3 separate regions of the Homo sapiens genome follow, and regions 1 and 3 are each linked to region 2. A link is a contact called in ENCODE Hi-C or POLR2A ChIA-PET data. All regions are on one chromosome and are shown on one strand. The core of a region is the stretch at or near the end of the contact, and the rest is flanking DNA. Distances in the headings are between cores, read along the strand shown. Region 1 holds the start of PYGL (glycogen phosphorylase L). Region 2 overlaps NIN (ninein). Region 3 overlaps MAP4K5 (mitogen-activated protein kinase kinase kinase kinase 5).

Region 1 (3,595 bases), core at 364-2,863, 220 kb after region 2:
ATATATGTATACATAAAGTGTTTTCTAAGGTGCATTTAAATTTTTAAGGATACATTTTAGCAGTTGCTACCTTGGTGGAGGCCTAGGTCTTTGGGGTGAAGAAGAGTTACTTTCCATTTGAAAACTGTTACAGTTGCAATTTCTTACTATGAGAATTTACATTCATTTCCTTTCTTAAAAATTCCTATGGGGTTTCTTGGGCACTGGGATTATAGACCATTTTTTTTTCTTCACACCTTTACATAATTAAAAAGTTCTAATAAATGTTTATATATATTTCCCACTGCCCCTGGGATGTATCCCAATCTTTTATTCTTTCCAATATGTCTCTACCTGGCTTCTCCAGTTTCCTCTCCCAATACAGACTCACACCCGCCCTCACTCCAGCCTGCACACAATCCCTCTCCCTGCCATGTCCTCCCCAGTCCTTCCCCACTGCCTCTCGCCCTCTTCGCAAACTGTCAGGCAGAGATATTGTCCCTCTGTAGGTCCAAAATCACCCTAAGGAGGTCTCTGCTCCCGCCCCCACGCCGTGGATGGAGGTGGTCCCTGACCAGCCTTCCTCAGCAGCTCTGGGGGCAGGCCTCGGGTGTGGAAGGGCTAAGGGTCGGGGGAGTGTGTGTCTTCGGGGAGGACGAGTCCAGGGCATTGCCTGGCCCTGGGCCGCCTTTGCGAAAGACTCACGGAATTCCAGGAGCTACACCCACTCAGGAGAATGGGTGGGCGGCGCTCTACGCTTGGAGCGGGACCCTGCCCCTCCTCTGCACCACACTTAGCCACTCCCAGAGGCCTGAGACTTACGACCTTTTCCCAGCTCGGCGTTTGTCTCCCCTCCCAAAATACCAAGCTCCAGCAAGGCAAGATTTTTGTCCCTTTTGTTTAGGGCTGAGTGTCCAGGGCAGAGAATAGTGTCCGGCATACAGGACAAGAGGCCCCCGTCACCTCTTGATTAAATGCTGAGAGTCAAAGTTCCAAAAAAGTTTGTGAAGTGGACAGGCGAGAGGGGCCTGGGCTTTTGCCCACCTGGCGGTTTCCAGGGGCGGACGGCACAGTGGTTTGGGCGGGACACTGGCGGGTGGCACCTCGGAGACATGAGTTCGGCGTCTGTTGGGAGGCCTAATCTGTCCCCCAGGCTGCCCGCCCACAGCCTAGACACGTCTCCTCTGGACTTCGGGGCAAGGACCGGGTGCAAGGGACCACTCTGAGGGGTTCTCCACCTCGTCCCGCCCGGCCGCGGCCGGAGACTCCGACTCCGGGCTGGACCCCGGCCCGCCGTCCCGCCCCCGGTTACCTTGGGGCACTTGTCGTAGTAGTGCTGCTGCGTGCGGATCCAGCGCCCCACCAGGTGGTCGCGCACCGTGTGCGCCAGCGCGAAGTAGTAGTCGCGGGTGGTGGCCACGTTGCGGTCCTTGACCAGCGTGAAGTGCAGGTGCCGGTTGAAACTCTTCTTCAGCTCTGCCACGTTCTCCACGCCCACGATGCCGCGGATGCTGATCTGCCGCCGCTTCTCCTGGTCCGTCAGGGGCTTCGCCATGGCTGGGGCGGCGGGCTGCGCGGCGGGCTGCGCAGAGAGCTGGAAGTGCGGCCGGAGGCGCTGGGCTGCCGGGCAGGGGTGGAGTCCGCCCCGCCGCGCCAGCAGCTTTCAACGCGCACGAAAGTTTGGGGCCCGCCCCCTCGGGCGGTGCCGTCCCCGCTGCACTCCCACCGCGTCCCGGCCCCTGCCCCAGGCCGGAGGGCAGAGGAAGTGCCCGGCCCCTCCCGAGGCTCTGGGGCCGCAGTGGGCTCGGGGGTGGGAGACGAGGTCCAAGCGCCGGCGAGACCCCTGCCAGCCCGGGACCTGGGCTCGGAGGCTCCCTTCCGGATTTCCAAAATCTGCGGAGGCAGCATTTGTTCCGCCTCTCCCCTCTAGAGTGTGGAGACAGGAGGACGTCTGTGTAGGGAAGCACGTCGTTGGCAGACTGCTGTTTTGCCGATGTTTATTTGTTATGCCATTATGACTGTTAGGATTTCTCACCTGGAGTGGCTTCCGCCATAAGCGCCGGGATCTGGAAGGACGGCACGTTTGACTTCTGTTGTCCCAACCTCACTTGCCAGCCCTTGGCACCGCCCCAGCTTGGATCCTCAGGGCGCCTCTGTTATTTTCATTCATTTTTTTTGAGGACTCCAGGGTTCAGGTTTCTTAACTCCTGGACCAAAGTTCGCCCCGCTCGTAGCACCCTGTCTCTCATCCTTAGAGGTAGGTTACTAAGAATCAGAGTAGGTGAGGTGAAGCTCTAGGGTCATTATGCGGCAGGGGCTTTTACCTTAGGCTTCTTCGAATTACGTTTTAACTGCAGTGGAGGGTGTGGGGGGAGGAGAGGGAGAAAACAGAAGGGTATGTGTGTGGAAAATGAAGGGATTACTCACTGGACTAGTTGCCTTCTTTACAAAAAACAACCCAGTCTGTGTTACTGTGCGGTACAGGCTGATCTTTGCACCTCCACTTTGGGTGGTATTTGAATATGCGTGTTTATGTGTGCTTAAACCTTGGTAAAGGCAAACACTTGGCATTTTAGGATGTCAGAGGTTTTTTCTTCCTCATTAAGTAGTATTAATATATTATTTTAGAAACAGTCCATTGCCAGAATTAAGTTTTCTTTTTCCTTTTTCTTTTCTTTTTCTTTCTTCTTCTTCTTTTTTTTTTTTTTTTGAGACGGAGTCTCACTCTGTTGCCCAGGCTGGAGTGCAGTGGCGCGATCTCGGCTCACTGCAAGCTCCGCCTCCCGGGTTCACGCCATTCTCCTGCTTCAGCCTCCTGAATAGCTGGGACTACAGGCGCCCGCCACCTCGCATTTTTTATTTTTTATTTTTTTATTTTTAGTAGAGACAGGGTTTCACCATGTTAGCCAGGATGGTCTCTATCTCCTGACCTCGTGATCTGCCCGCCTCGGCCTCCCAAAGGGCTGGGATTACAGGCGTGAGCCACCGCGCCCGGCCAATAGTCACATATATTCTTCTAAGTTTATTTGTTTGTTGTTTTTTGAGACAGGGTCTCACTCTGTTACCCAGGCAGAGTGCAGTGGCGCGATCTGGGCTCACTGCAAGCTCCGCCTCCCGGGTTCACGCCATTCTCCCGCCTCAGCCTCCCGAGTAGCTGGGACTACAGGCGCCCGCCACCACGCCCGGCTAATTTTTTGTATTTTTAGTACAGATGGGGTTTCACCGTGTTAGCCAGGATGGTCTCGATCTCCTGACCTTGTGATCCGCCCTCCTCGGTCTCCCAAAGTGCTGGGATTACAGGCGTGAGCCACCGCGCCCGGCCAAGTTTTCTAGAAAAATCTTAGTATACTTATATTAATATATTTTGTTTTTTATAATAAACCCAAGTTGATTATTTTGAATTCACACATGGTGGTGGTGGGGGGGGGGGGGGGGGCGGGTAATGGATTAATTGATTCAGACCAAATGTGACCCTCACCATAAAAGTGAAAGTTCAAAGCTCATAGTTCTGACAAAATTTCCTGAATCCTTGTCCTCCCAGATTCTGAAGTTTGGACTTGAGCTTTTGGGGCAGAGACTGAATTGGGCCTTATGCAACTCTTGCAATACCGATGAC
Region 2 (3,458 bases), core at 506-3,005:
ACTGGCAATGCTGAAGTGTTTATACGTGTCCACACCCCACATGTGGTCATAACTCCATGATGTTCCCACAGCCTAGGATACCCTTCCCCACACTTTCTTAACTAGTTGAAATCTTAACTCTCAAGATGCAGCTTCAGAGGTCTTCAGGAAGCTTTCTTTAAACTCCTGGGTTGGATCAAATATGTCTTTCTCTTGTGTTCTCCTCTACTGAAAACAGGACGGATCCCACTTATTTCTGAACCTACCATTTGGCCAAACGCTTGGCACCTTGTAAGTGCATTCTATATGGGCAGGGGCTTTGTTCACTGTTGTATCCCTGTGCCCACGGCAGGACCTGGCCCACAGTAACTATGTGTTGAATGCTTGAATATGTAAAGAACTGAATGGATAAATGCTCACTGAATGGGACTTTTTCTTCCCTGTGTATTAAGAAACAGGACAACCAAAAGTTGCTGTCTACAGCTGAATTCAGACCCTCTCTTGGGGTTGTTATTCTTAGCTTTTAAGTATCTAAAGAACTAGGTTGGGCATTTTCTGCCCCCCACCCCACATGTTCATCTCAGTTTCCAGAGAGGCTATAACACTCTCCCAGAGGGTAGTACTTTCTGCTTGTCTCTTCAGTGGATGCGCAACTAATTTCTAAACACCAAGGCCACATCTGCCACCAGCAGGTGAAAAGGAGCAGGCTGTTTAAGTGGTCCTGGAATCTGGGGTCTAGATTCTAACTCAAAGTACATCTTTTTGGAGTCTAGCTGTAGCAATAAGATACTTGTTGAGGTTTTCATAAGCTGTTGGGAACAGGAAAGCTAAAGTTCCATTTATTATCCCCCTATTTTTTTAACCAATATCATTTTTCAATTTAAATAGGAATATTTCCTGTCTTGGGCAGAGAAAAATCTGTTGATTCACAGGGACCTAAAGCATGTGAATGGACATGCTTTAGGTCTATGTGAATCAATAGATTTTTTTTGATCTTTAAAATCTTAGGTCCATGTAAATCATGTTAGCAAAGATTTACACTTTTAAATTGTGGACAAACATGCCTTAAACAGAGCTTTGGAAAAAATACAGAGTTCGTATTTTTTGGGGTGATATGAGGGATAGCAAATCCTAAGTTCTTACAGACATTTATAATAGAATTTGCCTTTATTAGACAACATAAGTTAACGAGTTAATGGCAATAAAGGGATGTAAAACTGGAGTTAAAGCTGGAATGTGAGGTGGGTGAACAGAGATGACCGGGTAGGCTCACTTGTTCTTTGAGCTGATTCACTTTCTCTTGAAGAAGCCTTTTCACTAGTTTCAGTTTCTGTTCAACTTCTATCATTCGTTCCTCCATGACAGTTACCAGTTGTTCCTGGTTTCCCTGAAGGGAAGAAAAGTATATTATTCGAAAATCATGTCACACTGAAAACACTGGTTTATTTTCCCCACAAGATGCCTAGAGAAAGGACAGCAAATGTTTTGCCTTTGTAACAGGAAGGATGGATTTCTCATGAAATGAGAGTTTTGAGCCCTGCATGGATTGCATATGTCAGAAAAGTAACCCTATCAGATAAAGGATCAGACTGAAAAATCAAAAGAATCTTACCTGTGTTACCATCATCCCCCTGATATAAAGCAAAATTCTGAAAACCCATAATTTAATACCTGTGAGTACCTCTAGTAAAATGGACATCCAAGGTAACTTGGAAGATCGCTATCAACCTCCCATCTGTGATCTGGGTCTCTGCAATGTTATGGGCCTCTCAACAACAAAACAAGCACTGAATATATTCAGGGTTTCCTAACATAACCAATCAGCTTGCAATATGCATGTCTGTTTTTCCTTTGAAGTGGCTGATGACTGTGAGGGTGGTAAGTTTCTTTCTTCATAATAGCCTCTTCCTGCCAATTTTTCTAGTCATCTGTTTCCCACTTGTAAATGTGAAGCACACATCTGGATTGGAGGATGGGTTTACTATCAGAGCAGATTGAAAATGAAAAATCTCCTGTTCTCACACAACGGTGATGGGTTAAGGAGTAAGTGAGTTTTGGAGAGGAGAGAGACCTAGAGAGATTAGAATGCAATTGACTTATTAGAATGCAACCCCCATCCCTCTGCAGTCCACCAAAATGTCCCCATAAGGAATTTCAGATTTCATAAAGGTATTAACAGCTGATGGTAGTTAAGATATACTTTAAAAGACATGCAGAATGACTAAACATGAGTCAAAGGCTACCATCTGTTTAGATACTAAGTAGTAACACTTAATCATAAAAGAAACCCTAAATCATGTAGTAACTATCCGGAGGATAAAAATTGTAATAGGCAAAGGTCTAATGCAGGAAGTAAGTTACAAAAAATTGGGCCTGGAGGACATCTAGCTTTTAAAAAGGCCTATATTTAAAAAAAAATAATAGCTTTTTAAAGTTCAAACATAAATACAAAATGATGTCTATTTGCCCAACAAAGCAAAACAAAAAAAAAGATAATTCAAAGAACATAGAGTTGGCAAAAGAGTGGAAAAACAGGAAAAACAAAGGCAGTCATATACTTAAAATTTATTTTATTGTTTCATCAAAAATTTCCTGTCAAAAAGATTTGTACATCTTATACAAAACAGTATAAATACCCCTGGTTTTCTTCAAATTCCATATATAAAAGTAGTACCTTTGGTTAAAAATAGTTACAACATATGGAATGAGAAAATATATAGACTACATCCTTTCAAGAATCTTAAATCCACACTCTTTAAAGGGTATAAATAAAATGATTTGTAACAAGCTGATGTTTGTGAATTTGATTCACAAGATCTGTCATTTCTACATAAATAAATAAGAGACATAATACTGCAAAGGTTTAACAGTAAAAATAATAAAATAATTTAAAAGAGCACTTAATTCCAACATATCTTAGCTTATGTCTCTGTGTGTGGTGTGTGTGCATGGGTGGGTGTGTGCATCTGTCTGCCATGGTAAGAAATGCCATCAATAGCAGCCCAGTTTTCACAGGTGCCCAATCCTTCTGTAGGAATCTGCGTGCACTGCTCGCTGCTCCGGTAGCAAGGCCTAGAGAAAGAAGGCAAGTAGTACACTTCACCCTCATGTCAGGATGAGTTTTTAGGGGGAGTCTAAATTCACACATCTACAATGCAAACAATTTTTAAAAGCACACACATTAACACTACATAGGCAAGCAAAGCAACACAAAATGCAGAAGAGATCACATCACTCCACACACAGAAACGTGCAGATTTAACAATATTCTGCATTCTTAAAATTAGTGTCAGCTCAGCAGCGGGAAATGGGAGAGCCTGCAGTAGCATTCTGGTGAGAGTAATAAGCCGTCCACTCTGTCATCTGGTTGGAGGATTTTTTTTTTCTTTCAAAAATCTTAGTTTTTGTCTAATCCTGAAGGAATTGGAGGAAAAGGATATTTTTTTTAACATTGGTGGGTGGGTTGGAAACAGCAGGCT
Region 3 (3,641 bases), core at 264-2,763, 200 kb before region 2:
CAAGAGTCTCTCATAATGTCAGACACAGGACACAAAAAGGACAGTATATTCATATAGTTCAGCTGTGTTACTATCAAAAAATAAGAAAGTAGGTGATGTTTTGATATCAAATGTCAGAGAAATAACATCACATACATCTATTTTTTATTACCTTCAGATTTTTAGGCATTGGACTAGACTCTTAATATTTAAAGATCAAAGTATACTGGTGGAGAGAAGACATAAGAAACAGCTACATTTTCTTTGCTTACAAATTCATGCTTAAAAAAATAACATAAGACTTGGTAACCTACAACCAACTGCTGAACTTAATTAAAAATCACAATGGGCTGGGCGCAGTGGCTCACACCTGTAATCCCAGCACTTTGGGAGGCTGAGGCGGGTGGATCACCTGAGGTCGGGAGTTCGAGACCAGCCTGACCAACATGGAGACATCCCATCTCTACTAAAAATACAAAATTAGCCGGGCGTGGTGGCCCATGCCTGTAATCCCAGCTACTAGGGAGGCTGAGGCAGGAGAATCGCTTGAACCTGGGAGGTGGAGGTTGCGGTGAGCTGAGATCACACCATTGCACTCCAGCCTGGGCAACAAGAGCGAAACTCTGTCTCAAAAAAAAAAATCATAAATAAATAAAAATCACAATGACCTGTGGTCCTGCACCAGTCAATAAGGCATGGTGATGGCCATGCTTGTGTCTTAGATAATATGCCTGCCCCTAAGCTTAGAATTCAGCTACAGACACAGGTTCCGGTGACTCAATAAGAAAGAGATTTAAGACTTCCTTTGATTACCCAGTTATCCACTTGGTTAACTCCCTAATGCCCTTCAAGTCTGTTCAAATCTAACCTTTTCAATGAGGCCTACCCTGACCATCCTTATATAATTCCCCAACCTGCCTTCTTCACTCCATTCAGGCATTCCTGATCCTCCTTAACCATTCAACCTTTTCTTCTTTCTATACCTTTAATCTCCTTGTAACGTATTATACAATGTGTTTATTATGTTTGTTGTCTCTCTCCCCCCACTAAAATTTGAGTTCCATGAGGGGAGGAATCTTTGTCCGCTTTGTTCACTAGATGTATCACAAGGCACCACAACAGTGTCTGCCCCATAGGAGGCCTTCTATAAGTATTTGTTGAATGTTAAATACTCCTTTGCATCCTGTCCTCCCAGTTCTCCATCCCAGCTCCCATTCATTAACATGCCTCACTCTAACCATGCTCGCAGTGGAACAACTAGGACTGGAAATAAACAAACAAGGCTCCAGATCAGAAAGGGAGGGAGGTTTTTACATTTATCCCCTACTCTAGTCCCTAAAAATCCATCCTATGTTTTTTCCTTTTATCTGCTTTCTGAATTCTCAATTCCTCCCAAATTCTTTGTCTTGATTTCCTTCTCTGTAGAATTCCATCTCTAAACTCAGCAATCGTCTTAGACACTTGGGTGATACGACAAACTTAAAGAATGGTAACTGAATGCTGTAATCACTCAGTCTTGATGAAAGTAAAACCCTGAAACAAGAAGAAACATTTGTGTGCCTCATTTCTCTTTCCTGTCATAGCTAAGCTGCTTCAGAGAGCAGGCTACATTCCCTCTACTTCCTCACTTACCAATCATACCTCAACTCTACTCTTAATGAACCCTTCCAACTCCTTGCTTACATGACCACTATGCTGCTTACTCCTTCAAGGCATATTTATTGACCACATACTATATACTAGGCAATATACTAGTACAGGTGTTTCAACAGTAAACATAAGATCTCTGTTCTCATGCAGTTTTAGTCTACCAGGAAGACAAGCAAAAATGAGAAGTGATAAATGATGAGTATCATGATAAAAAATGTACATGGAGCTTTGAAAACATACAGCTGCTAGGTGTGACCTACTCTAAGGGACAGAAAAGCCCCCCCACCGAGAAATGTAATGTTTAAACAGAAACCCAAAGAGTAGGCGATAAGATGGAAGAGAAAGAGTGTTCTAAAGGAATACCTGCAAAAATCTGAAAGACAGAGAGTAGAGTGCATATAAAGAACTGAAAGTTCAGTATGGATACGGTATTGGGATAAGCAGGGCCTTAACAGGAATATTATTCTAAGACTTTATTCTACAGACAAAGGAAATAAAGGAGAAATGACACAAAACTTCAGATTTATATTTTTTGGAGAATGAATTCATCTTCCTCATTGCAGTTAGAGCAAACAGGAACAAGAATGGAGGCAGCTGATGATAGAGATCATCTCTTGAAACTTTTCGTTCCTATGAAAAGAACTTCCTCATACCGCTTTGTTTCTTCTCAGACACCTTCAATATATTATTTTTCTCTGCCACCCCTCTAAGGCTACAGCCTTTCCTCAGCTCTCCTACAAACTCTCCTGGGTGACCTCACCTATATTTCACAGGTACCACCCCATAAAGTGATGATGACTCCCAAACCTGTATCCCCAGTCCAGAACTCTCAAGGCCAGAGGTGCATTTCCTACCACCTACCAGACACATTCACCTATGCAATGCCTTATGTTCAAAACCAAACACAAAATCCAGACTCCACATATTTGGTATTTCCTAACTCTGTTGATAGCATCAATGTAGTCACTCAAGCCAGAAATTCTAAATGCCATCAATTACCCTTCTCCTCCTGCCCCTCACCGATTACCAGGTGTTTTTGATCATCTTCTAAATATGACTCAAATCCATCCCTTCCTTTCATCTTCTATACCAGGGCCTAAATTTAGTCTTGCATAAACTCTCATCCGGATTATTCGGGAACTGGTCTCTACATTTCTAGCCACTTTGTAAAATCCTTACACTACACTGTAAGATATTTCCTCCTAAAAAGTGTTTCTCTAGTCCGGGCACAGTGTACTCACACCCTAAAATCCCAGCACTTTGGGAGGCAGAGGTGGATGGATTGCTTGAGCCTCCGAGTTCAAGACCAGCCTGGGCAACATGGCGAAACCCCACCTTTACAAAAAAATAAAATAAAATACAGAAATTAACTGGGCATGGCAGTGTGTGCCAGTCCCAGCTACTCAGGAGGCTGAAGTGGGAGGATCACTTGAGCCTGGGAGGCGGAGGGTCTAGTGAGCTGAGATCATGCCACTACACTGCAGCCTAAGTGAAAAAGTAAGACCCTGTCTCAAAAAAATAAAAATAAATAATTGAAAAGGTCCAAATTCTTTGATATGACACATGGAGTCCATTAGCTGGTGTTTCCTGCCAGAAAATAGCCTCTATTCTCCATCTATAAAATAATAAAAATAAATAATTGAAATGACATCTCTGCCAGATGTCACACTGAACCTGGAATGAATACAGATGCAGATCTCTCAAAACTCATCACGGCTTCTCAAGCCTCCAGGTGTTTGCACATACTATACCCAAAGCCTGGAATATCTTTTCCTATCTTCTCTACCTAGAAACCACTGGTCTTCTTTTAAAAATCCAGTTAATGTTCCTTCCTCTGTTAATCTTCCTTGGTTCACACTCCTCTCTCTCCCTTCCTTCATCCCCAATAAAGGCAGAGTTTGGCATTTCTTCCACTTCTCCTCTATGGCACATAATTTTCTACCAAATTATGACTGCTTACATGTCTGCTTTCTTTTTTCTTTTTTGAGATGGAGTTTTGCTTTTGTTGCCCA

Evidence for each region. A loop is a pair of places that touch in the nucleus more often than their neighbours do. ChIA-PET counts read pairs that join two places held with the same protein, here RNA polymerase II (POLR2A). Pooled maps may share reads with other maps.
Region 1: a pooled map shows a loop between it and region 2 (5-fold over the local background). The contact joins the promoter of PYGL here to the enhancer-like site in region 2. A Hi-C loop is called at or near these places in 1 of 50 pooled maps. POLR2A ChIA-PET finds 5 or more read pairs at or near these places in 2 of 52 experiments (H1 and OCI-LY7).
Region 3: a loop to region 2 is called in a pooled map, with 11 times the contacts of the local background. The contact joins two enhancer-like sites. A Hi-C loop is called at or near these places in 11 of 50 pooled maps. POLR2A ChIA-PET finds 5 or more read pairs at or near these places in 5 of 52 experiments (GM10248, PC-3, activated T-cell and 1 more).

Annotation. Positions count from the first base shown.
Region 1 is chr14:50,942,870-50,946,464 of GRCh38, forward strand. It overlaps PYGL (glycogen phosphorylase L), which reads right to left and starts at 1,614. Exons shown (of 20, transcript NM_002863.5): 1 at 1,292-1,614. The coding sequence starts at 1,534. It overlaps LOC400212 (a long non-coding RNA gene), which reads right to left. Exons shown (of 4, transcript NR_170195.1): 4 at 3,421-3,595. RefSeq lists an enhancer at 442-965 and a silencer at 1,634-1,793.
Region 2 is chr14:50,724,701-50,728,158 of GRCh38, forward strand. It overlaps NIN (ninein), which reads right to left. Exons shown (of 31, transcript NM_020921.4): 30 at 1,253-1,366. Among named protein-coding and RNA genes, the nearest start is that of SAV1, 58 kb to the left of the region's middle. Within about 2 kb of position 1,756, at least 4 of the 41 ENCODE cell types and tissues checked have a DNase peak (open chromatin) inside an H3K27ac peak, as active enhancers do.
Region 3 is chr14:50,522,703-50,526,343 of GRCh38, forward strand. All of the region lies in intron 2 of MAP4K5 (mitogen-activated protein kinase kinase kinase kinase 5), which reads right to left. Among named protein-coding and RNA genes, the nearest start is that of MAP4K5, 8.0 kb to the right of the region's middle. Within about 2 kb of position 1,514, at least 2 of the 41 ENCODE cell types and tissues checked have a DNase peak (open chromatin) inside an H3K27ac peak, as active enhancers do.